Linked DNA regions of Mus musculus: all the other regions are linked to region 1. A link is a loop called in an ENCODE intact Hi-C map of the cell type or tissue named here. Cell type or tissue: heart. All regions are shown on one strand. Each heading gives the region's core, and the rest is flanking DNA. Links, peaks and the distances in the headings are about the cores only.

What was found. A loop is a pair of places that touch in the nucleus more often than their neighbours do. Peaks named below come from ENCODE experiments on the same cell type or tissue, not always from the same donor. Only the 100,000 strongest peaks of a DNase experiment are listed, where the experiment ranks them.
Region 2: it touches region 1 in a loop (2.5-fold over the local background); 7 of 42 quality-filtered maps call a loop at or near these places.
Region 3: it touches region 1 in a loop (2.3-fold over the local background); 7 of 42 quality-filtered maps call a loop at or near these places.
Region 4: a loop joins it to region 1, with 2.7 times the contacts of the local background. A loop is called at or near these places in 3 of 42 quality-filtered maps.
Region 5: it touches region 1 in a loop (2.4-fold over the local background); 7 of 42 quality-filtered maps call a loop at or near these places.
Region 6: a loop joins it to region 1, with 6 times the contacts of the local background. A loop is called at or near these places in 3 of 42 quality-filtered maps.

What each region holds. Positions count from the first base shown.
Region 1 is chr5:96,158,188-96,163,097 of GRCm38, reverse strand. Cnot6l (CCR4-NOT transcription complex, subunit 6-like) reads left to right here and starts at 1,108. Exons shown (of 12, transcript NM_144910.2): 1 at 1,108-1,161. Gm52799 reads right to left here and starts at 1,303. Exons shown (of 2, transcript XM_030254979.1): 1 at 1,207-1,303; 2 at 1-959. The coding sequence starts at 1,303. The coding sequence ends at 343. In heart, for the core only: CTCF peaks have their summits at 2,388 and 4,054; DNase peaks (open chromatin) are centred at 517, 1,287 and 2,397; H3K4me3 peaks cover 2,969 bases; H3K27ac peaks cover 2,391 bases.
Region 2 is chr5:96,099,769-96,104,678 of GRCm38, reverse strand. All of the region lies in intron 5 of Cnot6l (CCR4-NOT transcription complex, subunit 6-like), which reads left to right. Among named protein-coding and RNA genes, the nearest start is that of Gm52799, 60 kb to the left of the region's middle. In heart, for the core only: no CTCF peak of the experiment used is centred there; no DNase peak of the experiment used is centred there.
Region 3 is chr5:96,105,380-96,110,289 of GRCm38, reverse strand. Cnot6l (CCR4-NOT transcription complex, subunit 6-like) reads left to right here. Exons shown (of 12, transcript NM_144910.2): 5 at 3,985-4,074. Among named protein-coding and RNA genes, the nearest start is that of Gm52799, 54 kb to the left of the region's middle. In heart, for the core only: no CTCF peak of the experiment used is centred there; no DNase peak of the experiment used is centred there.
Region 4 is chr5:96,084,924-96,089,833 of GRCm38, reverse strand. Cnot6l (CCR4-NOT transcription complex, subunit 6-like) reads left to right here. Exons shown (of 12, transcript NM_144910.2): 9 at 3,541-3,692. Among named protein-coding and RNA genes, the nearest start is that of Gm52799, 74 kb to the left of the region's middle. In heart, for the core only: no CTCF peak of the experiment used is centred there; no DNase peak of the experiment used is centred there.
Region 5 is chr5:96,110,601-96,115,510 of GRCm38, reverse strand. All of the region lies in intron 4 of Cnot6l (CCR4-NOT transcription complex, subunit 6-like), which reads left to right. Among named protein-coding and RNA genes, the nearest start is that of Gm52799, 49 kb to the left of the region's middle. In heart, for the core only: no CTCF peak of the experiment used is centred there; no DNase peak of the experiment used is centred there.
Region 6 is chr5:95,968,838-95,973,747 of GRCm38, reverse strand. No RefSeq gene overlaps it. Among named protein-coding and RNA genes, the nearest start is that of Cxcl13, 14 kb to the right of the region's middle. In heart, for the core only: a CTCF peak has its summit at 2,694 (motif pointing right); no DNase peak of the experiment used is centred there; H3K27me3 peaks cover 1,638 bases.

The sequences.
Region 1 (4,910 bases), core at 390-4,389:
TTATCGCGAGAGAGGATTAAAAATAGGACGGGGTTATCGCAGAGCGTCATAGGCTTTTAAACCCACCTCCCGCCATGCAATTTACACATGCTGTTTTTAAAAAGAAGAAGAAGAAGTCAAGAAACCCACTGAGGACGTCAGAAAACATTTCCTTGGGTCGTTCCACCTCACCTGAGGTCTCCTTAATTAACCACCCAGAATGCCCTGAGCTCTGCTGTGGGCCTGCGTGGGCCAGCGTCAGGAAACAGTGCAAGCACCCGCGTGTCCCTTCCCCATCCCCAGCATCAGCACCTAGGTTCTGCTAATCGTACGAGTCTTCTCGGCTTCTACCCTCCACTCAATCTAATAAAGCAGTTTTTTTTTTTTTCCCAAAACACCAGCGAGGGCGACGGTAAGAAGCGAGCCAGGCGCTTGGCCGTCCCGCGCGCACGCGCAACTCCCGAAGCGCGGCGCGCCGGGGCCCCGCCCCCTTCCCCTCACCCCACCCCTCGGCGCCGGGGAGTGACTGACTCCCGCCAGCCCCTCCACGTCAATCAACTCTCCTCCTCCTCCTCCTCGCACTCTCTGCACCTTGTTATTAATCTCTAAAGCGATAGCGCCTGGACTTCTCTCCCCGGCCCTCGGGGTTGTGAGCGTGTGTGAATTAGAGCGAAGGCATCGAAAGCTCGCGTCTCTCTCTCTCTCTTCTCCCTCTCTTTTTCTCTCTCCTCGGCCCCGGCCTCGGCAGCGACCCGGCTCGGCATCGACCCCCGCGGCGGCGGCAGCCTCAGCGCCAGGAGGCCAAGGCCAAGGGCGGGCTCCGCGAGGCTTTCGCAGCGGCGTCTCCGGCGACCGCGGGCCCTCTCCTACGCGCCCCGGTCGCCCCGGTCCTGCGCGGCGCGGCCCGCGTCCCCCCTCCCCGCCCCCCGATCCGTCTGCTCTGCGCTCCCTTCGGCCGCCCTCCGCCGCCTCGGTGGTTCCTCAGGCGGCCCGGCCCGGCCCGCCCGCCCCGCGTCCCCTCCGGCCGGTGCCTCTCCCCCCGGCGGGCTGCCTGCATGTCTTTACTGCCCTCAGCCCCGCCGCCACCGCCGCCGCCGCCTCCCCCGCCGCCGCAGCCCCAGCAGCAGCCGCCCCGCCGCCGCCGCCGTCGCCGCCGTCCGGACCCTGGCGCGCTGAATGCAGGTGAGGAGGGGGCGCGGGCCTCGACTCCCGGCCCTGCGCGCTCGCCTTCCGGGGCCCGGCCTCCCGCCGCCGCCGCGGCCCCTCGGGGTGAGCGGGCGGGCGTGGGTGTTTGTGTTTGCGTCTGAGGTCTGGAGGGGAGCATCTGTGGGGCCCTGGTGCGCGCGCGCGTGTTTGTGTGTGTGTGTTTCCCCAGCCGCGGGGAAATGGCTGCTGGTGCTCGTTCAGGGCCCGCGGAGGAGAATGAGGTAGAGTGTTTCCGTGCCTCGGAGTCGGACCGGGAGTGGAGCGAGGGGGAGCGCGTCTCCCCGGGGAAGTGAGGTGGGCGAGGGACGAACGTGTGTGGGTGTGTGAGTTGGGACTTTGGCGGGCGGGAGGCGGCCCCGCGGCGAGTGGGTGTGCGTGTGTGTCGCGTGTGTGTGTGTCTGCGTGTGTGTGTGTCGGGCGGCGGGAGCCGGCCCGCGTCGCCTCAGGGGGCGCGGGTTCCAGGCCGTGTGCGTGTGGGGAGGGGGACGGAGTCGGGGACCCCAGAGCGTCGAGGTCCTTCCGCTTCGAGGCCGGGGCTCAGAGCCTCACAGGTGAGAACGGCTCGGCGGGAACCCACGCCGTGGACGCGGGAGGCAGTGCGGCCCCCACGGCGGCGGGCGGCGGGCAGCGGGGGCTCGGGCCGCGGTTCCCGAGGCCGGGGCCGCGGCAGGAAGCGCGCCGGCCTGCAGCGCGGCCTAACCGTCTTCGCGCCCGGTGGCCTCCCCAGACGCTCCTGGGACTCCGTCCTCGCGCGGGCCCCGGGCGCTGCCCCGGGCCTGGCCAGGTGAGGGTCGGGGGCGGGACACGCGGATCGTGGTCGCCTGTGCCGCCTCCGCGTCTCCCAAGGGGAGAGGAAGGCATATTTTGGCGTTCTAACTGCAGGCCTTCCCAGGCTGGCGTGGGGAACCCGAGGGAAAGTGAATCAAAACAGGAAATCTCGGAATTCGTGGGGTTCGGATCTCCTCTTTCCGTCCGTCCTTTAAGGCTGTGCGAGCAGAGGCTTGAGTAAATACGTTCTTTGTTGTTGCAGTTGTTGCAGCGGATACTTTATCGTTGGTTAGATTTTTCACTTCCCTGGAAATCACTCTGGAAAGGCAGAGAGGAAGAAAGGGAAACTGGCCTTGTTGGCCTGTGGTGTTGGTGGGATTGGATCAATTTTGTGAATTTGAAATGGCTTATATCCTGCCTCCTAGAGGGAAAGGCGTGGACACAGAACTGAGGAGGTCAGTGAGGAAGAGGAAGTTCCCGGAGCTGTCATCTTAACCCTACCGGCGGCTTATTTAGCTTAGACTGTTTAGGCGGATTGTGTTCAGGAGTTTAGCTGAGCTGTTTGTACACAGTGAAGGCACGCTACAGCAGTTTTAGATGCTATCTTACTGATTCTCGTTATCTTAATTCTCCATGGAGATAGTCATGTGCAACCAAACGTGTTTTTCCTTAAGTCTCCCAAACCTAGATCATCAGCCTCTATGGTCAATTTATTGTGTGCTCCTGGAAAGCTATCTCAAAACAAAAAGCGGAAATAAAGGTAAATCTGCCACTGAGTGAATAGGGCATTTCAGAACTGTATGTAAACGGTATTTTAGTTGCCGACTAACCTCACTTTTTATATTTGGGTCTAGTTAGACCACACAGCTAGACCTTGACTGTGGGTGGAGTCACACAATACTGTATCATTTGAAGCTTTTAGGTCGTGGTCACTGTAATGACCAGAGATTGCTCTTTTCTGAACCTAGGCTCACAGAGAAACAGTATGTTCTTCAATGGGAGGGTGGGGGTGGGGAGAGGAGAAGTAAAAAGCTGTTTCTATCAACATTACTCGAGGAACAGCCGAAGTGTGGAGTTTAATAGGAAAAGGGTCTTAACTTTTACAGACTAGTTAGAACCATGGCCATGTCATTAATACTTATTGTCATGTTCTCTTGATGTCTAGGATTTGTGTATCTGTTTTCTTGTATCAGGAAGATGATACTCTTTCAGTAAGGTTGTGAGAGGCCATTGAGAAAACATGTTTGGCATATAGTAGATGCGATCTTTTACTACTGCCTGCTACTGCTCTGATTATAAGTATCGAAAAGTTTTTAAGTACAAATACTCATTAATTACCTGTAGCAATATTGCTTAATTGTGAGTTAGGGGGTCGAGAAAATACAGCTGGGGATGTAGCTTTGTGTACAAATATGTGGGCCCTGGGTTTGGGTCCCAGCAATGAGGAGAAAAAGTATTTCAGAGGCCTTTAATATACATAAAGTCTGTGTAAGCATATGAGATGTCCTTTTTTTTTTTCTAGACGTAAAATTGTCAATGTAGCCTTGCATGTTAGTTTATAGAAAATAGCCAAACTTGCTATATTTATTATTTTTGATTAGTTTTAGTTTCATTACTTTTTAATGAATTTAAAAACATAGTCCCTGGGAGAGGATCCTAAGTTCTGTAAGTTGATTACAATCAAACATCAGAATAGATGAAAGAAGTAGATTTTATATACAGCCACAAACAATAAATGTTACAAAACTGTTACATAATTCTTTTAGTTCAGGTTGACAGATTCTTGTAAATAAAACCTTTGGGAGCATCTTTCTGAGTTTTTCTACCATCCTGTAATAATCTGCTGTTTCTATTTTGTATAGAGTGGGTAGTAAATGTGCTATTTATTGAGTTTTAATTTTTTTAAATTTAAATTTATGTTTTTGGAAAACCATAATGGTGAGGGGTGTAAAGTAAAACCAGTGGAAAGGTTAGAAGAATTATACTTTTTAAAATTAAGTGTTTGTTTTTGAGAGTCTTGTCTTGTAGAGCAGGTTTACCAAAAACTTACAATCCTCTCGCCTTAGCCCCCTTATGGCAATTAGAGGCATTTGCATTTCACTTGGTTCTAATTTAAGAGGTTTGTTTGCTTACTTGCTTGCTTGTTTTATGTTTTAGGGAATGAGGATAAAGACAGTAGTGAGAATGTGTGAATGATTTCATTAAGTCCCTTAAAAATACTAGTTTGGGGGGTTGGAGAGGTAGCTGAGCAATGAAAGGAACATTGTACTCTTTCAGAGGACCAGAGTTGGGTTCCTAGTACCCATGTTGTGCAGCTCACAAGTGACTGACAGCTGTAGGGGATCTCACACCCTCTTCTGGCTTCAGAGGGTACCTACATTCAGTGCACATCAACCACATATAGATATATAAACATATAATACAAAGTAAGAAAATGAATCTTCAAACGCTCAGTTTTCCTAGTTAGATCTTATCTTTGTCTTAATCAATAATCTTAGTATTTTCTAAAATTTGTAAGTTAAAAGTGAGATTTTCTAAAGTTTCAAAATATTCGGTGAAAGTTTTAATATATAAACATCCAGGCTTCGGAGATGGCTCAGCAGGTAAGAGCACTGACTGCTCTTCCGAAGGTTGTGAGTTCAAATTTCAGCAACCACATGGTAGCTCACAACTATTTGTAATGAGATCTGATGCCTTCTTCTGGTGTGTGTGAAGACAGCTACAAGTGTACTTATGTATAATAACAAATAAGTCTTTAAAAAATTATTATAAATATCCACTGAAAAATTTGACACTCGAGAATGCATGTGTGTGCAGGGTCACTGGTTCCACTCTGGCTCCATTAAGGTTCAAGATCTGTATCTGCAGCTTCGTCTGCAACCTTTCCCCTGTGACCAGTTCCCCTTCAGATAATTCGATAAATCTGTACTTTTAATGAAAGAATTGTTAATATATCT
Region 2 (4,910 bases), core at 296-4,295, 58 kb after region 1:
TTTGTCTCTACACCTGGCCCCTTAAAAAATTAAAAACCCCATTTATTTAATTATTTATTTAACAGATTTATTATAGCTTTGGCTGGCCTAGAGCACACTATGTGGACCAAACTGGCCACAAACTCACATAAATAATCCACTTGTTTCTCCTGTCTCCTAAGTGCTGGGTTGGAGTAAAGTTATATGATAGTCCTATATGTGTATGTTTTTAAATTTTACTCTGAACCATTTGTTGATAATTTTATTGTTTCATTGCTGGTTTTAAATGCTGCATGAGAAATCAAGTGTGGAGCAACTGATGTAACTCAGTAAAGAGGCTGCCTAGCATTCACAGAGCTCTGTGTTGATTCTAGTGCCACATAACCTGCATGTGGTGCCAGCACGTACTTGAAATCTCAGCACTTTGGAGGTAGACAGGGGATGATCAGAAGCCTAAAGTGGTCCTCAATTACGTTTGAAACCTAGCCTGAAATATATGGAAACAGAAGGAAACAATATTTCCTATTTAAAAAATTTTCATACAGTACATTTGGATCATATTCTTTCTTCTTACTCAACTCCTCCCAAATCCTTCCCACCCAAATACATACATGTCTTTTCTATCAAAAACAGAAACAATGAGAACAAACAAACAAACAAAAAATAATATAAAAAAATAAAGCCACGGGTCCTTCCATGTGTACTCTTTGGTTGGTGGTTTAGTCCCTGCGAGCTCTGCGGTATCTGGTTGGTTGATATTATTCTTTCTATAGGGTTGCATAGGAACCCTTCAGTCCTTTCTCTAACTCCTCTATTGGGGACCCCATGCTAAGTCCAATGGTTGGCTGCGAGCATCTGCCTCAGTATTTGTCAGGCTCTGGCAGAGCCTCTCAGGAGACAGCTATATCAGGCTCCTGTCAGCAAGCACTTGTTGGCATCCAAAGTACTGTCTGCATTTGGTGACTGTATATGGGATGGATTCCCAGGTGGGGCAGTCTCTGGATGGCCTTTCCTTCAGTCTCTGCTCTGCACTTTGTCCCCATATTTCCTTTAGACAGGAGTCCTCTGGGCTAAGAATTTAGGGGATGAGTGGGTAGTCCTATCCCCCAACCAGGAGCCTCTACAGGTTCTCCCTCCCCTTTGTTGGCTATTTCAGCTAATCTCATCCCTGTTGGGTTCTGAGAGCCTCTTGCTTTCTTGGCATCTGGGTCTTGCTTGTGGCTATCCCCAGTTCCTGTCCCCCATACCTACACACCTCTGTTCAAATTTCTGACCCTCCGTATATCATCCCTGTCTCCTCTCATACCTGATCCTGGCCCCCATTTTCTCCCTCTTCTTCCTCTCTTCCTCCCAAGTTCCTCCCACCCTCTACCTCCTGTGATTATTTTGTTCCCCCTTCTAAGAAAGACTGAAACATCCACATTTTGGTTTTCCTTCTTGAGCTTCAGATGGCCTGTGAATTCTATCTTGGGTATTCTGAGCTTTTGGGCTAATATCCACCTATCAGTGAGTGCATACCGTGTATGTTCTTTTGTGACTGGGTTACCTCACTTAGGATGATACCTTTTAGTTCCACCCATTTGCCTAAGAATTTCATGAAGTACCACATTTTCTGTATGCATTTGTCTGTTGAAGGACATCTGGGTTCTTTCCAGCTTCTGGCTATTATAAATAAGGTTGCTATGAACATAGTGGAGCATATGTCCTTCTTATATGTTGGAGCATCTTTTGAGTATATGCCCAAGAGTGGCATAGCTGAGTTCTCAGGTAGTACTATGTCCAATTTTCTGAGGAATGGCCACACTGATTTCCAGAGTGATTGTACCAGCTTGTAATCCCACCAACAATGGAGGAGTGTTCCTCTTTCTACACACCCTTGCCAGCATCTGCTGTCATCTGACTAAACCACCAACCAAAGAGTCCACATGGAGGGACCCATGGCTCCAGCTGCATATGTAGCAAAGGATGGCATTGTCTGGCATCAATAGGAGGAGAAGCCCTTGATCCTGTGAAGGCTTGATTCCCCAGTGTTGGGGAAGGCCAGGGCAGTGAGGTGAGAGTGGGTGGGTGGTACAGCACCCTTATAGAAGCAGGGAGAGGGGGTGGGGGAAGTGGAGGGGGGCAGGAGGGATCGGATCCAGAGGGGAAACCGGGAAAGGGGATAACATTTGAAATGTAAATATATAAAATATTTTTAAAAAAAGATTAAAAAATTATCCTTTCTGTGTTGGCCAGCAGATACTTCTGGGTATAGGGCCTGTTCAGGGATGTGGTTGAGTGAGAGACTTTGGAGCACTCAGCCCTGAAAAGGATGTCTTTATCAGATTTCTTCCCTTGAGACTCTTGGATCTATGCAGAAAAAGGTTTTAAGGACCAGAAACGGTAGATGACTCCAAAGGGGGAAAATGTGCCTATATATATATGGATTGTGGTTTGATGATAGAAGTATAAAAAGTCTTGAGATTAAAGACAGTAAAACTTCTCCCTTGATCTGATTATATTTGACTGTATGGGTAGTTTGTTTTTTATTAATTGATTTCAGATATCCTTTTCACAATGCTGTGATAGGAACTGGAGAAGTGATGCAGCCATTTAAAGCACTGGTTGATTTTTCTAGAAGACAGAGGTTTAATTTCCATACCTACATAGGTTTAATTTCCATACCTACATGGAAGCCTACAACCTTCTCTTCAGCTTGATTGTATTGTGGTTAGAGAATGTAGTCTTTTTATTAAAAAATTTAATACCTTATAAGCCAACATATTCTTAGTTTTTGTAGGTGTTAAGCATGCACTTCGGAAGAATAGACCTCTGCAGTTGTTGATGGCAGCATTCTATTATACCAGTTTACGTTTGTTGGTGACACTGTACTAGTGTGATTAATGTATATTTAATAATTTGGTTTTACTAATTGTTTAGAATTGCAAATGTACTTGTTTCTTATTATCTACCTCAGAAGTTTAATTATGTGTGCTAAGGATACATTTTTGTGTATTTCATTCTTTCCTAATCTTTTTTTGTATCTTTTTAACTTAGTGCTTCTTTCTTCTGTTTGGTTTATATTTTGTTACTTTTTGTAACTAAAGGTAGTAACTTAACTTATTAATGGAAATCTAGCCTCTTTTAACATAAATATGTGTGTGTTATGTTTTCTTTTGTTTTTTTGAGACAGGGTTTCTCCATATAGCCCTGGCTGTCCTGGAACTCACTCTGTAGAACAGGTTGTAATTGTGTTGTAGTTATGCAAGCTTTTTTTTTTTTTTTTTCTCTGTCAACTTTTGCTTCTCATGTTTTTTTGTTTTTGTTTTTGTTTTTTTTTTTTTTTTTTTTTCAAGATTTCTTTTGGTTTTTTGAGACAGGCTTTCTCTGTGTAGCCCTGGCTGTCCTGGAACTCACTCTGTAGACCAGGCTGGCCTTGAACTCAGAAATATGCCTGCCTCTGCCTCCCAAGTGCTGTGATTAAATGTGTGCGCCATCATGCCCAGCTCAAGATTTATTTTTATTTTGTGTATATGAAACTTTGCTTTCATGTATATATGTGTATCATGAGCATTCCTGATGACTGAGGAGGCTAGAATAGGGCACCTGATACCCTGAAACTAGAGTTAGAAAAGGTCATGAGCTGTTGTTTGGATTTTAGTGTACTAAATGATTTAACTGCTGAACTTTCTCTGCAGCCCCTGCTTCTGTTATTTTAAGCTGTTGATTGGCACATACATGTTTACGATTGTTATTGTTCTATTTTATTTTTTAATTTTGGAAACTACTTTACCACATATTAACGTAGCCATTCTTGGTTGTTGAAAAGTTATTTTCTAATTTTCTATATTGTTGTAATTGAAGGTATGTAGAATACTTGATTAATTTTTTTATTCACCTTACTAAGATTTTATTTTGACTTTTAATTTAACTAAAGTTTAGGTATTCTTACTGGTACCATAATAGTTTTTACAATTTTCTCCTTTGACCATCAAATACTATATAAGAACTGGGAGTGAAGTGGTAATGTTAATGCTCCTAGTTTTATCTTTTTTTTTTTTTTTTTTGATGCTTTAGATTTTCTTCTCTTATATTTTTCTTTTTGTTTGGACAGCTTCCTTTAGCACTGGCCATTATTTAAAGGTAGATCTATCTGTTAATGATCAGTCTTTTTGCTTTTTATGACATTCTGACTTTTATTTCCTCTTGATCCTCCTTTCTACTAATTTCAGCCACACAGTAGTTTGGAATATCTAGGATTACATGCATGCACCCATGGCCAGCTCCTTGATTTCTAAAGGATAGTTCTTTTGTTGTAGCCATTAAAAAATGTAGTGTTTCCTTAGGCTTCCCATGTAATTTAAATTGGTGTTTTCCTATAGGTAATCTGTTAGGTCTTTGATGTTTCTGAAGTTATTTTTCTAGTTCTCAGAAGTTTAGTTAGAATTTCATCAAATTTATTTGACTTAAATTTATTTACTTTCTTTGATTCCTAGTTGAATGGAAATTTTTATCCATTATATCTTAGAAAACTTTTCAGCTTTATATTCTTTGTTCTAGACTATTAATGATAGAAATTTAGACATTTTTATAATTCCATAAATAATTTCTCAATTTATTTTATTTTTCAGTTTTTTGAGACAGGGTTTCTTTGTGTAGCCCTTGCCGTCCTCCTAGAACTTGCTCTTTAGACCAGGCTGGCCTTAAACTCACACAGATCTACGTGCCTCTGCCTCCCAGCTATTGGCATTAAAGGCATGTGTCACTACTACCCAGTGTATTTTTATATTTTCAAAGACTTTTTTCTGTTTTTGTTTTTTATTGTTATTTTTAACATATATTCATTCATTATAAAAGTCATTGACTTTTTTATTTTTTTAATCATTTCAGTGGTCTCAGTTCTGGTTGAACAAGGTGGGTTTGAAAAAGTCCTCACTACTTTATGGCATAGG
Region 3 (4,910 bases), core at 400-4,399, 53 kb after region 1:
ACTAGCACTGCAAAGAGTTGATATGCCAGGGTTGGGGGATACTCAGGAGCCCCCCACCCTCTCAGAGGAGAGTGGGAGGAGGAAAGAGAGGTGACCAGGAGGAAAGGCAGTGAGCAGGATGTAAAGTGAATAAATAAAATGAAAAAACAAAACAAAAAAGAAATTTATCCATTTCTTAAAGCAATTTTCTATTCAGTTCTACTTTAGCCAGGTTTTTTGTTTTGTTAGTTTGTTTTTCTGGTTTTGACTGGTGTTGTATTCATAGTTTCTGTTGATAAATGAGAATAAGATTTGAAATCTCCAATATATTTTATATCATATCTTGGTAATATTTTGTTTTTGTTTTTAGCTTTTGAAAGATGTCCTCATTCTTGTTTATCTTTTGATGTGTTTGATCCTTTTATTTAAGGTCTTCTGTTTGTTGTTATCATGGTCTAGTTTATACTACAATGTATTTTGTTAAGTGATATCCTTTTGTAAACTTCTTTGATTATATTGTGACCTGTATCAGCTTACTCATTGTGTTTTTTCCTTGAATTAGTATACAAAGTTAAGGGTTTGATTACAGCCTTTTCCTATATATGTACACAATTTTACTTTGTTTTTATTTAATCTTCCTCTTCCAGTGTCCTCCCCCATACACCCTAAGCAATCTCTCCCCCTCCCTCCTTCCCTCCCTCCTTCCATCCCTCCTTCCCTCCCTCCCTCCGTCCCATTAGATTTATTTATTTATTTGCTTGACATTACAATATCAGTCCCCCTCTTCCCAGTACTCCCCGTGCAGATCATCCTCCCATTAGATTTATTTATTTATTTGCTTGACATTACAATATCAGTCCCCCTCTTCCCAGTACTCCCCGTGCAGATCATCCTCCCATTCTGCTCTCCCCTTCTCCTTTGAGAAGAGGAAGCCCCCCTCTAGGTATCCATCACACCCTCCCCCCCCCCCCCACATCAAATCCCTGCAGGACTTGGTGCATCTTCTCCCACTGAGGCCAGACAAGACAGTGGAACCAAGGGAACAGGATTCATAGGCAGGCAGGCAGTGGATTCAGGGACAGCTCTTGCTGCTGTTGTTGGAGAACCCTCATGAAGACCAAGCTGCTTATATGCTACATGATATGCAGGGGGCCTAGGTCCAGACCCTGCTTGCTCTTTGGTTGGTGATTCAGTCTCTGGGAGCTCCCAAGGGTCCAGGTTAGTTGACTCTGTTGGTCTTCCTGCCATCTTTGAGTTCCTCAGTTTTCTTCCAACTCTTTCATGAGACTCCCAAGCTCCATTTAATGTTTGTGTATGGGTCTCTGCATCTCTTTCCATTGGCTGCTGGGTGGAGCCTCTCAGAGGACAGTTATGGTAAGCTCCTGTCTGCAAACATAACAGAGTATCATTAATAGTATCAGGGATTGGTTCCTGCCCATGGGATGGGTCTCAATTTGGGCCAGTCATTGGTTGGCCATTCCCTCAGTCTCTGTTCTGTTTTTGTCCCTGCACATCTTGTAGGCAGCACACATTTTGGGTCAAAGGTTTTGTGGGTGGGTTTTGTTGTCCTTATCCCTCCTCCCAGCCTGGCTACAGAAAGTGGCTACTTTAGGATTATATTTCTGACTGCTAGGAGTCTCAGCTAGAGTCGCCCTCATAGTCACCCTGGGGCCTTCCCCATTCCAGGTCTCTGTCATGTCTTAGAGATTCCCCACCTCCTACTCCCAGCCAAATTTCCTTTTCTCTCCCCTGCTCTCCCTATATCTGATCTCCCTCACACCCTACTCCCCTCTACATCCCCTTTCCTTCCCAGTTTCCTCCCTCCATCCTCCTCTGATATAAAAGATATATATTTTATTTTTCCTTCTGAGAAAGAAAGAAACCATCCTCCTTGTTCTTTGGCTTCTTTGGGACTATAGAGTTTACTGTGGGAATCCTATATTTTATGGCTAATATCCACTTAAAAGTGAGTAAATACCATGCATGGGTTTGGGTTACCTCACCCAGGAAGTATTTTCTAGGTTCATCCATTTGCCTACAAAATTCATGATTTCCTTGTTTTAACAGCTGAGTAGTGTCCCATTGTGTGATTTAACCACATTAAAAAAAAAAAATCCATTCTTCGGTTGAAGGACATTTAGGTTGTTTCCAGTTTCTGGTTGTTATGAATAAAGCTGCCACTAACATAGTTGAGCAAGTGTCCTGTGGGATGGTGGAGCATCTTTTGGGTATATGCCCTTCCTGGGCTCTTTTGCTGATCTCTTATATCCAGCTCATCTCAAGTGATCCTTCTTTTAGGCCAATTTTTTTAAAACTTGTTTTCAATACTTTATAATTTTTTTCTATTTATAGGTTGGCCAACCCCCTGTCTTTTGGTATAGGGTTGTTTATTATTTTATTTGTTGTATGAGAGGCTAGAACCGCTTCAAATAAATAGCGTTCTCTTGTCTCTTCTGTTTTTGTGTTTGCCTAAAGACTCATTAAGCAATGGTTGACGCCAAAGGCTTTTTCAGCAGTAATCTTCTGTTATTGTGAAGGTATACTATTGATGTAGTTATAAATATGAAGGGAAAAGAGATTTATCAGTTGATACATAGGTTTAAGGGACCCTCAGTTGAATATTTTTCCATCTGTTACTAAAAACTAGAGGGGCCTATGTGGAGTACTTTTCCTCCTCTAGATCTGTTAAGCCTTACTAAAATTATGATTTGAAGAAAATAGTTTTCTTAGTGGTAGTACTTGTGGGAGACATAATCAGCAGTGTTTGGATTACCTATTTTTGGTTATAAGGATAGGAGTAGTAACTTGAAGTTCTTCTACATTTTGGACCATTTTTTTTCGAGAGCTCTAATGTATAAATTCTCTTATTTTAAATTTTGTGTCTTTTCCTATTCAGTATTCAACATTTTAAGATCTGTTAATGCTTTTTGGGTAATTTTCCTGAATCTGTTTTTCCTGTTTACTGAGTTTTCTTTTCAGTATGTCTAATCTCCTGCCTACCTCATTTGTTGGAGTTTTTCTTAACAACCAGGAAACTCCCATGTCTAGATCTTTGATGAGTTTTACTTTTCTGGATCTGAATGCTAGATAATTGTTGCATGGTTACATCAATCAATTTTTCTTCATTCATATAGGTACATTAAGAAATATACCTATAAAAATTTGTTATTGGCCAGCCTGGTTTACAAAATGAGTTCTAGGACATCCAGGGCTACACAGAGAAACCCTGTCTCAAAAAACCCCCAAAAACAAACAAAAAAAATTGTTATTGGTATCTTGTTATTTAATATAACTTTTCTTAATACTCAAGATATTTTTGACCACTGTCAGAACAAAGTTTTCCTTTCACATTTTGGTGTTATCTTGACAACAAATTTTCTTCTCTCTTGAAATATTTGCATTTCTTCGTGTATAATGTTAATATAAATATTCCGAGAAGACTTCTTCTCTATGTAAAACAATTTGTTTTTATTTTACGTTTATCTATTCATGTTGGCACGTTTTAGTCACAGGATAAAAATATAGTTGTTGGTTCTCCTACCATGTGGTTCCTGGCAATAAACCTCAGGTCATCAGGTTTGGCAGCAAGCAACTTTATTCTCAGTCAGTTCTGAGAATAAAGAGAGGCCAGAGACCTCTTTTTATACGAATCACTCATTCTTTCTTAAATAGAATTGTTATGTTTTGGTTAGCAAACTATTTTTAAAGGGTAATGTAGAGTTTATATGGTAATTTCTAAATAAACCATGATTACTATGTATGTGTTTATGAATATGTGTGTATGTATTTCTTTTTGACAAGTGCAGATTTTAGGATCATACACTGAAATCTGGAAATAACTCTTTTGAAGTTACTATTTATGGCTGTCTTAAAGTATTTTCTTATTATATTCATATAATTTCTTTAGATGTGTGTCACAGATAAAGCAGCAAAATTACTATGTTGTTCTATAACATATGCCCTGAAATTGCAATTGTCATGTTTTATTCTTGTTTTCTGTTTAAGGCAATCCTTTATCACAGGATATTATGAGCTTATACCAGGACCCAGATGGAACCCGAAAGCTACTGAACTTCATGCTTGACAATCTTGCAGGTAACGCTTACTGACGAAGCATTGAACTCTACAGATGCTATCAGTAGCTGATGCACCACACACTTCTTAGACAGCTGCTTAGAGGAATTTCTGGCTTATGTAGTAATTAATGAAATAGGCAGTAATTATGAAATTTATGAGATTTTTTTTCCATGTGTGAGTACTTTCTGTTTATGAAGCGATGTGATGAGAGTTTTAGTTATACTATCCTGTAGGAATTTTTACAATTTACTACAACTATGGCTACTACTACTTACTGCTACTACTACTTACTACTACTTTTGCTACTTCTGAGATAGAGTCTTACTGGAGCCCTGGAGTGCTCTGGACATTATAATGTAGACCTGGCTGGCTTCAAACTCACAAGATAATCACTTTCCTCTGAATGTTGGAATTAAAGATACAAGATGGATTCATATATGCCATACATGTAGAGGTGTCAGAGGCCAGAAGAGGGTGTTAGATTCTCTAGAGCTGGAGTTGTAGGTGGAAATAATCTGTCTTAAAGTGCTAGGAACTAAACTCAGATCTTTTGAAAGAGTAGCAAGCGCTCTTAACTATAGAACCATCTCTCTAGTCTCAGGATCTTTACATTTTGTAGTATAATCATTGAGATAAAAATGGCTAGTAATTCCAAGGCTTATGAACTCAAGATTGTCTTAATCACTAAGATAAATAGTTACTTGAATTTGGTACAGATTTTATGTAAAAGTTTACCTGTACTACAATTATTGTTTTTTTTTCTTTTTGTTTTTACTTTCAGTATAGTGTTCAGTAAATTAAATGAGATAAACAGTACTTTATTATAAATTTGGCTTTCTGTAAGATAATTTTTC
Region 4 (4,910 bases), core at 311-4,310, 73 kb after region 1:
TTTTATGTTGTTTACAAAAGTAGCAAAGTAAAAATGATAGCTAGAAGGGAATTTTGATTTCATATTCACTTTCAAAGTCTCTTAAATCAGTATAGACAGTAATTTTTATCAAAACACTTATCCATATGGTGAAAGAATGGAGTAATTTGGGGGGGGTAAAAGCTAGGATATATATTAAAGACATATAAAGAATTAGAGTACAGTAAAAGATTCTAGTGATTTCTTTTTAAGATGGGAGGGGGTCACTGATTGTTGAACTTAAGACTTCAAGCAGGCACTCTGCCACTGAGCCACACTGTAACCTGCCAAGATTTAATGTGGCAGTCTCATCAGGACCTTTTATTTTAGGTATCATAAGCATCATTTGTTCTTAGTTAAAGGTACTGCAAAATTATATTTTGATCTAATGCCAGAAATGAGTTTTGCTTTGTCTTTTATGTCAAATATGATCTACAGTAGGTAAACATAATACACATACATGCATTTTTTTTTTATATGTAGTGTGTATAGAGAACTGCATTAAAGACGGATTTTTGTCTAGACAGGGTAGGAGAGGAAGAGAATACGGAAGAGGAGGGGGCAGAGGAGGAGAGGGGGAGGGTAAAGCACAGGTGGGACAACAGCTTGGTGTCTTTAGACGCCTCACTGTCATCACATAGTTTTAAAATATATTATTTCAAAGAAAAGTTTCTATGAACATTGCTAATAAATGATAAATTGAAGGCATTTTTCCCGAATGAGGTAACCTTTAGATTTATTGTGTTAGTTATTCACAGTTGCTGCTCAGTGTTGTCTCTCTAGCTTTAAGTGCAATCACATGGCAACATTCTAGAATTCATCCAAAATTAATTCTAGACTGCACACTGTTAAGAAGTTGTTGCTTCTTTGTTTGAAAGCTTATTTTGGACATGTTCTCCTACACAAGAGATTCTTCATAATCTTTCTCAAATATATGATTTTTTGTGCTGTTGTTATAGTTTTGGTTTTGTAGTCATATCAGTCTTGATTATGTTCTTTATATACTCACTTGAGCTCCTGCTCAAATTTTTCAAAAAGGTGAACATACAGAAAAAAACCACAGAACTAAATATGATAAAATAGCTTTAGGAATGCTGCTTACAAAGCAGAGTACACTAATCAGAATAGAATCATCAGGTGAATCTGAAAAACAAGGCAAACTTAACACTTTACATATTACCAAAGATTGCTAGCTAAAATTAATAACTGGAAAGTAACTATAAACCAATGCATGCTAGTAAAAGAAAAATTCCAGTACAGTAGAGGAATTTTAAAATTTCCTGTATGGCTCTCTCTGCAACAGAAAGTAGAAGCCACATGGAACATATTTTGTGTATGGTAGTTGGAGAAGATGTGACTGTCTTAAGTTAGTGTTGGTAGAATGTAAATATTTTTATTTATTTATTTATTTAAAAACTGAGTTTCACTATGTGGCATTGGCTAGCCTGGAACTGGCTGTGTAGACCAGGCTAGCTTTGAACTTAGATCTACTTGTTTCTGCCTCCCAAGAACTAGATTAAAGACATGTGCCACTACACATGTCTTTATTTTTATTTATGTGTATGTCATGTATATGTGGGTGTCCATGGAGACCAGAGGAGAGTGTCAGGTCCTATGGAGCTAGAGTTACAGTTGGTTGTGTCATTGCCTGTTATGCATGCTGGGAACCAAAGTCTGTCCATTTGAAATTGCAGCAAGTGCTCTTTACTTATAATCCCTGTTTATTTTATCTCCAGTACCATTTCATACTCTGCCATATTCTCATTCATTTTCTCTCTCTCTCTCTCTCTCTCTCTCTCTCTCTCTCTCTCTCTCTCTCTCTCTCTGTCATTTATCTGGTTTTGTTTGTTTGTTTGTTTAGAAAGCTATTTGCTGTTTTTGGGATTTCCTCCCACTTTTACCTGAAATGCTCTTAACTTCAGTCTTCACAATGATGGCTTTTTCAGCTTAAGGACCACCTCTTTACGGGAACAGGGTGAAAACTGCTTTTTTTTTAAAGAACTCTGGGTTTGAAATAGGCCACGTGACCAGACACATTACACTTTATGTATTCTGAGCACATCTGAGACATTCAGAATTGGAATAAGAAGCTGATAGGAAGAATATTATTTTAGCTAGCATGGTATATTACAGCATTGCAAGCTTTATAGTTAATAATTTTTGAAGGGTTGTATGTGGTTTAATTTTCAGCTCTAGAAATGATTATAAAGTGGTAGGTAGATTGTTATGAAAGCAAAACATGTCTTTGAAAGTCTAGTGAAAATTAGTATGTTAAGCCATGTCTGTTAGAGCATGTTCTAATCTCATTTCTAAGGATCAAAGGCAGGAAGAGAGAGTTAGCTGCAAGTTCAAGTTCAGGGGCTCTGGCTTACCCCAAAGAACTATTTTGGTTCTCTAGATATTTTAAAAAGTTAATAAAATTGGGTAACTGATGTTAAATAGTATCTTACTTTTGGCCTCTAACACTCTAAGACCATGATCAAAAGCAACTTGGAGGAAAGGTTTAATTCATCTTAAACTTTAGAAGTAATACTTACTTGATCATTAAGGGAAGTCAGGGCAGGAAACTGGAGGCAGGAACTGAAGCAGAGGCCATGGAGGAATGCTGCTTACTGGTGTTTTCCATCTATGCTTACCAAGTCTACTTGGTTGTACCAGCACCACCTGCCCAGGAGTGAACTGTGCCTTCTCATATTAACTTGCCTAGAGGCCGTCTGATAGAGGCTTTTTTTTTTTCCTCAGATAAGTCTTGCTTGTGTCAAGCTGACAGAACAACCAGTACAGGCAACTTGACCAAGTTCACAGTTATTAAATGTTAGCATTAGATGAATTTGTATTATATTCTACAATTCTACTATAACTTGCCATCATCACAGAGATCCATTTTTTTTTTTACAATATAATTTATTTCTCTGAACACTTATACCTAATTAGTCTTTCTGTAAAAACTAGTCAAGGATGTGATCATTTTTAGCTGGGAAAAAGATCATATTCCTGTATTTTCTTGACTGTTACCTTGATATGGTATTTAAAAATTGGCAAGTAGACTTTATTCTTTCTCTTTTAAACTGTTCATTTAAGATTGTATGTACCTTTAAATGTCAGGAAAATCTGAACAGTAGCTTAAGTACATGAGTTTTGTACACACAAGAAGCAGTTTAGAGAGAACTGGCTCAGCTGCTTCCTCATTCTCAGAAGATTGGCTTGTACCCTTCTGCTTAGTTCACATTTAGTATTAGTCCTTTAGATAGTAAATTTCCCCTACTAGGAAGCTAGTAGGGGAAAAGACATAAAAGGATGAAGAGGATATATATTTTACCTTTGTTAGATGGGCCTTCATAAATTGTTTATAGAAACCATATTTCTTATTTCTCACTGGCCAGAATTATATAATGTGAGCATCTGTAGCTATAGATGTGACTATAGATTATCAATAGTGTTTATACTCATGCCCCCTCTACTTTCAATGTGTTAGCCTGACAGTATAACTACCCAAGTTATCTGAATATATGTGCCTTTTAGATTTACATTGGTGCAGAAGCATACAGTGGAATTCAACCAGGTAGCAATGGCAAATTCAGATGGATCCGAAGCAATGCTAAACAGAGTAATGACGAAAGATAACATTGGCGTTGCTGTGGTGTTAGAGGTCCACAAGGAGCTTTTTGGAACAGGTGAGTGCCATCTACATAGATTTCCTAAGGGAAGACAATCTTATTATTACAAGATTATTTCTTTATCTTGAGAACTATTAAGGAGATGGAAAAGAAAATAGCATTAATTATGTAAAGTATTACACATTTCTTGTGAATTCTTGATTTATTCTATAGTTTTTGTCAGCATTTTTACTTAACAGGTAATTTCTGCCCCTTTAACACACCATTCATTGAGAAAATTCTTTGAAATAGGGTATGGCTTGGTTAGGCTGAATTAGAAGTTATACTTAGCCCTCTCTTGTAGTTTGAGCTTCACACGTGTGTACCCTTTATTTTTTAAGGTTAAATAGTTGGCATGCTTTCTTTAATTTCTTTGTTACATCTCAAGTCTTTGTCAGGGTGAGAACAATATCTTTTATCTATGTGATACTTTTCAGAGTTTTTAGATTATTTATAGCTTCCCAGAGAGTCTGAAATTCATTGTATACTTGGCATTATCAAGGTCTTTCATTGACCTCTCTTCTGCCTGCCTTGGAACACTATTATGTTTTAATGTCTCAAGCAGAACAAGCTGATAAGACCACATGGGTGCACTTCTCTTCCTGTGCTACTTTGTCTGGAGTACTAGTTTAAATTATTCAGATGACACATAGTATCAGATTTCCTTTTTCTTACAGTTCTTTAGTTTATCATTAAACAGTCCATCTTTAATGTGAGATTTTGTGTTTACTTCTGTTTTAGCCTTTTCAATTTTTTTTTTTTTTTTTTTTTTTTGGTCTTTTCCCATTACATTGTTCTGGTGGGTTTTGTTCTGTTTATTACAATGATCTTTTTTTGGAGTTTCACCCCTTTTTAATTTGCAGAAGAGTAATTCTAAATTATGTAATACATACTTCTACTTCCTAAAACCTGTTCCTTTCCTTATAAAAGGAAAATTTAATGGGTAAGAGCAAATGGATTTTTGGGACACATTTTTAATATTTAACATAGTGAACATGCATTTATAGACAGAAGTGACAGTTAAACTTCTAGGAAATGGAGACAGCATACAAAAAGTTGTAAAGTATTCCTTCAGTTTCACATAGCACATTACTTTGGTAATTTATTTTCTCAACATTGGAAAAAAGTTACAGTTTGGTAAGATAAGAAGGAAACATAATTTTACCTAAATATTAGACTTAGAAATTGGTCCTTTTTCTTTAGAGTTTGTATGTGTTTCATTGGAAAAATCTGAAC
Region 5 (4,910 bases), core at 585-4,584, 48 kb after region 1:
CCTGTCTGGGTTGGCAGTTGTCTTTCAGAACTTGAAATACATCTACACAGGCTTGCTTGGCTTTTGCATTTTCAATTGAGTAACCTGTTTTATTCTGATGGCCTGTGTATGACTTGGACTTCTCTTTTACTATTTTTAAACTTTATTTTGTATGTTTAGTGTTTTAATTACCACATGATCAAGGGAGGTTCTCTTTTCTTTGATTTTTTTTTTTCTTTGTTTCTTCCTTCCCCACCCCGTTTGGTATCCTAAATGCCTCCTGTGTTTGAATAGCACCTCCTCCCCTAATTCTAGGAAACTTTCCATCATGATTCACTTTAACAATGTTTGCTGTGCCTTTCTTCAGACTTTTCTATGCTCCTTATCCATAGGTTTGGTCTGTTTAAGCAGTGTCAGCGTGCACCTTAGACTTCCCACTGGTCTAAGTGTTCTCTGTCTGTCCTTGTTCATTCCACAACCCCAGCCTCTGCCTTAAGCTCTCTTCCTACATCTGGGGAATTCTCTTAGGATTATTTAAGGCATGTTTCGCCTTTAGAACTAGGTTCTTTTTCTTTTATTCCTACCATGATAAATTTGTTCCTTTCAGAATTTTATTTATGCCTTATTTCCACTGTAACTTTCTTACTGTTAGAGCTTTGTCTCTGTCTGATTGTTCTAGTTCTACTTTTTTCATGCCCAGATATTGTGTCTCTTTGATCTATGCTAATGGCTGAGACCTAAGAGCTTTTTACTTTACTTGACTTACTATGCTTTTTAATATCCAGCATTTTGTCTTCTCTTCTCTTCTCTTCTCTTCTCTTCTCTTCTCTTCTCTTCTCTTCTCTTTTTCTTTCTTCCTTCCTTTCTTCCTTCCTTTCTTTCTTTCTTTCTTTCTTTCTTTCTTTCTTTCTTTCTTTCTTTCTTTCTTTCTTTCTTTCAATTCATGTAGAATTCTTTTGTATCTGGCTTTGTCCTGCTTATTTCATTCAGCTGTTTGTGTCCTCGGTCAGTAACTTTGTTCTTTGATTTATTTTAACACACTTAGATTTCTGGAATTTCATCTCAACTTACTATCTAACTAGATGCCATGACTGTAGCCTCAGTGATTTTAAAAAGAGTTATGTTTTTTTTCCTTTTTATTATGCATCTGGTATTACTTTGTTTGGTTTTATGTATGTATTATCAGTTTTCATTCTTTCAGTTGAAGTATTTGCAGTGTTCATGTGGGCCTTGTATGTGGTAGAGTTGAGTGTATAGTGAAGACCTCAGCTCCTCAGTCTAGGAGGTCAGGGTACCTGTTGTAAACTCTGGATTGTTCCCTGGATAGGATATTAACTGCTAAAGCAACCACAGCTTCTTGTTATTACAGGTGTTAGACTAGTCAGTTAATAGCAATAACCTCATTTGAATTTAGTATCTGTGGGAGGATAAACAACCAAGGGTGGTATAGAGAATTCTCATATTTTAGATAATAAAATAAGGACTTGGAGGGTAAGGATAAGGATTAAATATTAATCTTGAAAACAAAATTGAAGTGGGTAAAGTAGTTGGGGGTTTTACTGGTTTACAGATTTTAGAGGTTGTTAAAGCTATGACGGCACAAAGAGGCTAAGGAGGGGAGAGAGAAGAAAACTTGTAGGAATATGGAGTATTTGAGATGTGGCTGAAGCATATAGTAAACAGTGGTTTATAGTAAACTGAGTAGAGAAACACAAAAAACAGTCCTGAGACCTGACTGAGCAATCAGACAAAACTATCATCATAACTGTAAGTACAAGAGTGGAGGTTAAGTAATAGAAAGTAAAATAAAAAGAATGTTTATTGAGTAAGTCTTTGTGAGTAAGTAGAAGTGAAGTTCTGAAATGGCTATGGCTCCAACAATCTCCATATGGGGCCTGTGCAGGAGTGGAGAGTTGAAACCTACTTTTAATCTATTTGCATGGCAAGACCAGTTGCTTGTGTGCCGTTCAACTAGTAAGCTAAGTGAGGATGTGTCCACGGTACTTTACTTTTCCTCCTCTCTTGAAAATTGTCTTTATATTGGATTTCCCATAGTTTTTCTACAATGTATTTAGTTGTTCAACTTTAGCATTTGTCCTACTTGGAATTTGGTAAGGTTGACGGATATGTATACCAATGGTTTTCATCTATTTAAGATGGTTTTGGCCACGAACTCTTTAACTTTTTTTTTCTGTTCTTCTGGGACTCATATAATGTGTACCCTTCATGGTATGTATCTGAGGTGCCTTTCATCGTTACTTTCTTTACAGACTTAGAATCTCTCATGTCTGCACCTTTGGTCGTTTGGTCCTAGCTGTTCAAGATTTGTTGTTGAGCCATTCTAGACAGTTGTACTGTTTGTTGTTTTCTATCTTTCTCGTTTTCTTTGGCTTCTTTTTATAGATTTTTTTTTGTTTGTTTGTTTTTGATATGTCTGTTTTTCATGTGGTTAAAATATTAATTTGAAACTATTCTTTGATCTTTGTTTTTGAGACAGTTTCTCATTGTTTGGCTTGTGATGTCCTTGATTTTGTGATCCTCCTATCAGCCTTCTAATATCAGGGATTATATGCTTGAAATTTTAAAAATTTCAGACAATTTTTTGAAGCTCATTACATATGCAGGTAGTTCTCTGATTATGATGGAATTACATTCTAATAAATCCCTTGTAATTGGAAAATGAATTTATTGCACCAAAATCAGCCACAGAGTACACTGAAGATCCCTGTGATCTTGTGCCTACCTGGAACCTGCAACTTGTTATAGTTGCCTATCATCACAAGATAGTTTACTACATTTTCTGTAGCCTGATAAGATACTAGAATTGAAGTATGGTTTCTTCTAAATACATACTGCTCTTGAACAGTTCTAAAGCTTAAGAGCTGTTAAATTGAACCACCCAAGATCAGACTGTTGGTATTTTAAGTAACTGATGGGCAAGGTTTTTGTTTGTTTGGTTTTTTTCCTTTGTAAATTCATTATCTCCTCCCTTAGTTTTGCTCATAGTGTTTGTTTGTTTGTTTGTTTTTTTAATCTTTATAGGTTTTTACTTGTTTGTTTCTTAGAATTGTACTTTTAAGTAAAGGTGACAATTCAGAAATCAAATTTTTACCTTGTTCTTTGTTATATGCGTTAGTGTTATTTGCCACTTTTCTTCTTGCTTTAGTTAATTTTCAGAAGCAATACTGTATTGTGGCCACTAAAATCTTTACTCAGAGTATTAGTCAGCTAATGATTTGTATGAGATTGTCTTTAAATGCCTATAACGATAAATCTTTCCTCTTGCTTTGTGGTTCGGTTTGGAACATATTTTCACTACTAAGCAGGAACTTTACAACTTCTGTTATCTTTGTTTCCTGCCTAGGCATAGTTTCAAGGTCAGAGGTGAAACTTGAGCTGTGGTTTAGCCTTTTCTCTATATAATTCAACCCTTTGCATGTGGATGGTCAAGCCCTTATGGATATTGTATTCTCAAGCTTTTCATTTGGTCAGTCTGTTGTTTGTTTTGCCTCTTACTGGCTTCCACATAGCTAAAACTTGCCAGTAGTAGTTTTCTGCACTCTGTTACCTCTTACTCAGGCATGTGGAGAAAAAACCCTTCAGCTATGGACAAGTCAGACAAACCCCATGCAGACCAGAGAGTGACTAGTCTTTATCAGATGGAACAGGAAGAGCTTTAGCTCCGCTGCTCTGATAGTGTGGATTACAAGTAAAACCTTCAGAAATCTTTTCTCTTAATCAAATTTGTCTTTTCCCTTAAAAGAATCCTCTCTGGGTATTGCAGTCTTTTGGTAAAATTTTCAAGATGGCAAATAGAGTAATGTATTGCTTAAAGACAGGACCATAGTCTTAGAAATACGCTTTTTGGAACTTTATCTTTGTGTGACTATTTTAGAATATATTTATGTAAGCCTAAATAGCAAAGCTAGGAACCCTATCTCATCTCTTGATGCAATTCAATCCATATGGTAAATATGAGATGGCGAAGTTGCTATGATGTAACAGGGCGTGTAATTTACAATAATTTTTTTAAATTTGTGGGAATAATATTTCTAGTATACTATAATGCATGAACAAGTAACAGTTTTATTGTCATTACATATTATGTACCCTACATAATAGTATATTTTATAATCTTATGCAATGGGAGCACTGCCATATTTAACACCAACAAATACTCAAATAATGCATCATGCTTCAGTATTACAAAGGCCATAATTTGCATGGAATGAAATGTTTTCAGCTTCATTTTAATCTTAGGGCAGGAATTACCATTACATATGTCATCTCTTACAGATAACTAGCTCTTACTCTTGCATCCAGATAGAATGAAATAGTTGATTCTGAGACAAATATGAACATTCAGATTGCCACGAGCATGTTCGATAGTGCAGGAGATCAAGATGAACTTCTATAGCTATAGAGCAAAAGGAAGCCATTAAATCAATGCATTTACCCAATTCATTGGAAGAGGAATGTCAGATAAGTGGGAATTCTCTTCATAGACTTTAGATGCTACCTTATTCTTAGCTTTAGGCCTTATGGAAGCTGATAGTTTACTTAAAATAGTATATCCTAAAAGTTGCAGCCATGTTAGGTCTAGTACAGGAATTGGTAATAACTATGAAAGTGCAATCAAGATAGCCTAGGATAATTGTGTCTGTTGATTTGTAACATTCTGTCTCTACATTTACATTTTAATCAGTCACTCTCCTGAATCTTCAACACAGATTTAGCCATGTTACTGATCTAAGTTGATAGTAGAACCACTTTTATTTTTATTAGTTTTGTTGTTGCTTTTATGGAGTTGCAGGTTTATTTGAAGGGCCTTTCCTATGCTACTTTTGACTACTTTTTAAATTTTGTTTTTCTTGAATGAATGTTTAACATGGTTGTCCTCTGAGAGGCTGCATCCAGCAGCTGATTCAGAA
Region 6 (4,910 bases), core at 434-4,433, 190 kb after region 1:
CATAAAGTTTGCATGTCCAATGGGCCTCTCTTTCCAGTGATGGCCTACTAGGCCATCTTTTGATACATATGCAGCTAGAGTCAAGAGCTCCGGGGTACTGGTTAGTTCATAATGTTGCTGCACCTACAGGGTTGCAGATCTCTTTAGCTCCTTGGATACTTTCTCTAGCTCCTCCATTGGGGGCCCTGTGATCCATCCAATAGCTGACTGTGAGCATCCACTTATGTGTTTGCTAGGCCCCAGCCTAGTCTCACAAGAGAGAGCTATATCAGGGTCCTTGCAGCAAATGCTTGCTAGTGTATGCGATGGTGTCATCGTATGGAGGCTAATTATGGGATGGATCCCTGGATATTGCAGTCTCTAGATGGTCTATCCTTTTGTCTCAGCTCCAAACTTTGTCTCTGTAACTCCTTCCATGGGTGATTGTTTCCAATTCTAAGAATGGGCAAAGTGTCCACACTTTGGTCTTCGTTCTTCTTGAGTTTCATGTGTTTTACAAATGACATCAGTTGTTCTTGAGGGACAGGGAATACCCACTCCCTGATTGAAATCAGTCAGCCCATGGCTCTCTCCTTACTGGCCTCATTACTGCTTAGGCTGTGGACTCAGAAAGGGCAGACATGCAAATGAGGCAAATGGGAAAAAGGTGTGTGTGTATGTGTGTGTGAATGTGTGAGTGTGTGAGAGTGTGTGTGCTCGACTCTGTGTCTGAGTGTGTTAATGTGTATGAATGTGTGAGTGTATGTGTGAGTGTGTGTGCATATGTGAATGTGTATGTGTGTAAGAGAGTATATGTGTGTGTTTGACTCTGTGTGAGTGTGTGTGAACATGTGAGTATGTGTGAGAGAGTATGAGTGTGTTTGACTGTGTGTGTGAGTGTATGTAAATGTGTGTGTATGTGTGTGTGAGCGTGTGTGTGTGTGTGTGTGTGTGTGTGTGAGAGAGAGAGAGAGAGAGAGAGAGAGAGAGAGAGAAGAGAGAGAGAGAGAGATGATTCAGACTAGAAGCCAGGAACAGCACCTGCCATTTGATACAGAAATGCTTTAGAAATGCTAATTTTATGACTGAATAATAGGTCTCTGTTAACTTGAACTTTTGGCAATTATTCCCCACCTAATTTTAGAGGAAGCACAAAAAGCAATCTGTTTTTAGCTTGACACCTGGCAGTGGATGATGAACTGGGCAGTCTCCTTAGAGGAAAGAATTAAGTGGCAGCTGAAGGCCCATCGACATATTTTCTTCACCCTATTCATCTCTTCTGGGAGCCTGGCTTTGGGCTCCATTCTCCCTGGGCTGGTGAGCTGGAAGCTCACACAGTTGCATCATGTACCACTGGATGCCAGTAGAGGACTGTAGACTGAGCTCAGCACAGCCTGTGACATTTCTAGAGGACCAATGGAGTCCCTGTAATGTCCATGTCCCAGCAACGACTGCACATTACAAGCAGCTGACCTGAAGATGGTTTAATTCCCCGTGAGATTGATGTTCTGTTCATCTGAAATGTACTAGTTATGAGACTTATATTGTAGCCAGCCTGGCAGAAATAGAGACATTCTAAAGAGACACTTGTGTCCCCTAATTTAACTATCAAAGTGTTGAAACAACAGTCTCCAAAGAAATGGTACTTTCCACAGAAGTCTCATGCCATGAGCCAGCCAGAGGCGGCTCGGTGACTTTCACAGAGAGACTGTCCATGGTCCTAAGAACTCCTCAGAACACCTCACAGGATGAGATGGGAGCACACCCAGACAATGATGGCTCAGTGGGGTGTGTGTGTGTGTGTGAGGGGATCATATCTTGAGGTGAATGGCTTAGATACACATGTCCTTGGCTCTCTCTAAATTTTGATATCACTGCAGGACTCCGCAGATGAATTTGAGGGGATCACTGGATCTCTTTGTTCTATTTGGCCACATTGGATAAGTTTCTCCTTTCTGGTTTTCACTATACATTTGGCTCCTTTCTCTAGCCTTTTGAGAATAGATGGCTGGACCTGACTTGGGGGCACAGGTTATGACCCCTAGGTCTGATAACAACATGATTTCACTATATTGGATTTAGTCATAGAAATAACAGGACCAAATCTTTTAAAATTTATTTTACATTTATTTATTTTGTGTATGTGTGTGGCTGTGCTTGTGTCCTGACATAGAGCATGAAGAACTGAGGACTTGGTTGTTTCCTTCTACCACGTGGGCCCCAGGGACTGCACTCAGATTGTCAGGCTTGGCCAATAGTTGTCTTTCCCTGCTAAGCCACCTCTGCAGCCCTCAGGACCAAACCTTGATTCAGCTTCTCCTATCTATCCGTTCTTCATCTGGCTGCAAGGCTTAACTGGAGGGTTTAGATTGGTCCTTGGAACTGCTTGCACATGGTGGTTTGCAGTGAGGAGGATGGAAGACCTTTCAAAGAGAAATTACAGGATCGAAAACACCTCCGCGTCCATGCATAGAAGCTGTCAGGGAAACTGAACTAAACTAAACCATCAGGGAAACTGAAGCTGCACTGCCTGATTCAGGGTTAGCGACCAAACTCAAATGCTGTTTAGTGAGAAACCTTGTCTGTAAGCAAGAACCCGGAACTTCCGAATTTGGCCATTCACAGAAAGGACTTACTTGTCTGTAATCCTAGAGAAACATATTGAAGGATTTGATTAAATGGAAGAACAAGAATGTGTTCTTAGCCTAATGCTACCTCCAAATATTTCCTCAATTGGCCACGAGAGGGCGGTAAAGAACCTCTTTGTAGTCACAGCCTTTGTAGTTTATCTAAACTCTTTCTACAGGTGAGAAGGAGTTGACATCTGGATTAGTGGGGGTGGGGGTGGGGGTGGGGTGGGAGCAGGTTTGTATTGGGGAAGAACGGAAGGGTCTGGAGCCCAGACCATGTGTCAGGAAGAGCTGGAGTCTCCGTGGGGACAACATTATTAGATGATCAGAAAACATCCTGTCCAAGAGATCATTTGGGATCCTCACTCTTCCTTAGTGGGACATGTGACAATGATAGTCTGTGAGTGACACAATTATCAAAGATGATAACAAACTGGGCAGTAGTGGCGCACACTTTTAATCCCAGCACTTGGGAGGCAGTGTCAGATGGATTTCTGATTTCGAGGCCAGCCTGGTCTACAGAGTGAGTTCCAGGGCAGCCAGGGCTACACAGAGAGACCCTGTCTAGAAAATAAATAAAATAAAATAAAATAAAATAAAATAAAATAAAATAAAATACGATTGCAAATTGAGACATGAGTAAAAGCACTTATCACATAGTCCTGAATACCCAAGTTTGATCTCTTGATCCCACAGTGGAAGAAGAGCAAGGACTCCTGAAAGTTGTCTTCTGACTCCCACTTGGGTATTCATGCCCACTACCACATTAATAACATAAGATACTATTTAAAAAATGGAGACAGGTACTATTTGGCTATTAAAAAGAATGAATTTATGAAATTCCTAGGCAAATGGATGGACCTGGAGGGCATCATCCTGAGTGAGGTAACTCTATCACAAAAGAACTCACATGATATGTACTCACTGGTAAGTGGATATTAGACCAGAAACTTAGAATACCCAAGATACAAAATACAATTTGCAAAACACAGGAAACTCAAGAAGAACAAAGACCAAAAAAGTGTGGACACTTTGCCCCTTCTTAGAATTGGGAACAAAACACCCATGGAAGGAGTTACAGAGACAGTTTGGAGCTGAGATGAAAGAGTGGACCATCTAGAGACTGCCACATCCGGGGATCCATCCTATAATCAGCCTCCAAACGCTGACACCATTGCATACACCCACAAGATTTTGCTGAAAGGGCCCTGATATAGCTGTCTCTTGTGAGGCTATGCTGGTGCCTGGAAAACACAGAAGTAGATGCTCACAGTCAGCTATTGGATGGAACACAGGGCCCCCAATGGAGGAGCCAGAGAAAGTACCCAGGCCAGTACTCCCAGAGCTCGTGTCTCTAGCTGCATATGTATCAGAAGATGGCCTAGTCGGCCATCATTAGGAAGAGAGGCCCCTTGGTCTTGCAAACTTTATATGGCTCAGTACAGGGGAACGCCAGGGCCAAGAAGTAGGAGTGGGTGGGTAGGGGAGTGGTGGGGGGGAGGGTATGGGGGACTTTTGGGATGGCATTTGAAATATAAATGAAGAAAATACCTAATTAAAAAAACACCATGGGAAGGGGAAAAAATGGAGACAGTTGGGGCTGGTGAGATGGCTCAGTGCGGTTGGGAGTGCTGACTGCTCTTCTGAAGGTCCTGAGTTCAAGTCCCAGAAACCATGTGGTGGCTCACAGCCATCCATGGTAAGATCTGATACCCTCTTCTGATGTGTCTGAAGTAAGCTATGGTGTACTGACATATAACAATAAATAAATCTTAAAAAAAATTGAGACAGGTGTATGTACTTGGGCAGTTATTCACCCGGGATTCAGAGTCACAAATGAGATCCTGTGTTTGGAGGATGCCTGCTAAGATTCAGATAACATGGCAGATAATCACTGTCTCTGTGGCTCTGGGGACATTCCTTAATCTCTGTGAACCTCTGTTTTTCCAGGGGATCATTTCTGGGTATTTGGTCAATGATGTTTTGGAGTGAATGGATAGAAGATGAGAGGAAAGAGGAACTAAGGAATGTATTCCTTACTGCCCTGTTGACGTGTAATTCTGCTCATGGATGCAGATATCCATGCTAGGGTTAGCCATCAGTGATTGTATTTCTGTTAGGCAATCAAGCCTCAAACAGCTTAGTTAAAATCCTTCTTTCTTGCTCCTTTAGGCCTGAGTAGAAAACCCCAGTTCATTGCCTATGCTGTTGACCCTGCCCATGTCCCAGCTTCTTCCTTTACCCATTCCTCTGTAAAGTCTTGGCTGAGCTCAGCTTGCTCCTTGTTGGTACCCTACATTA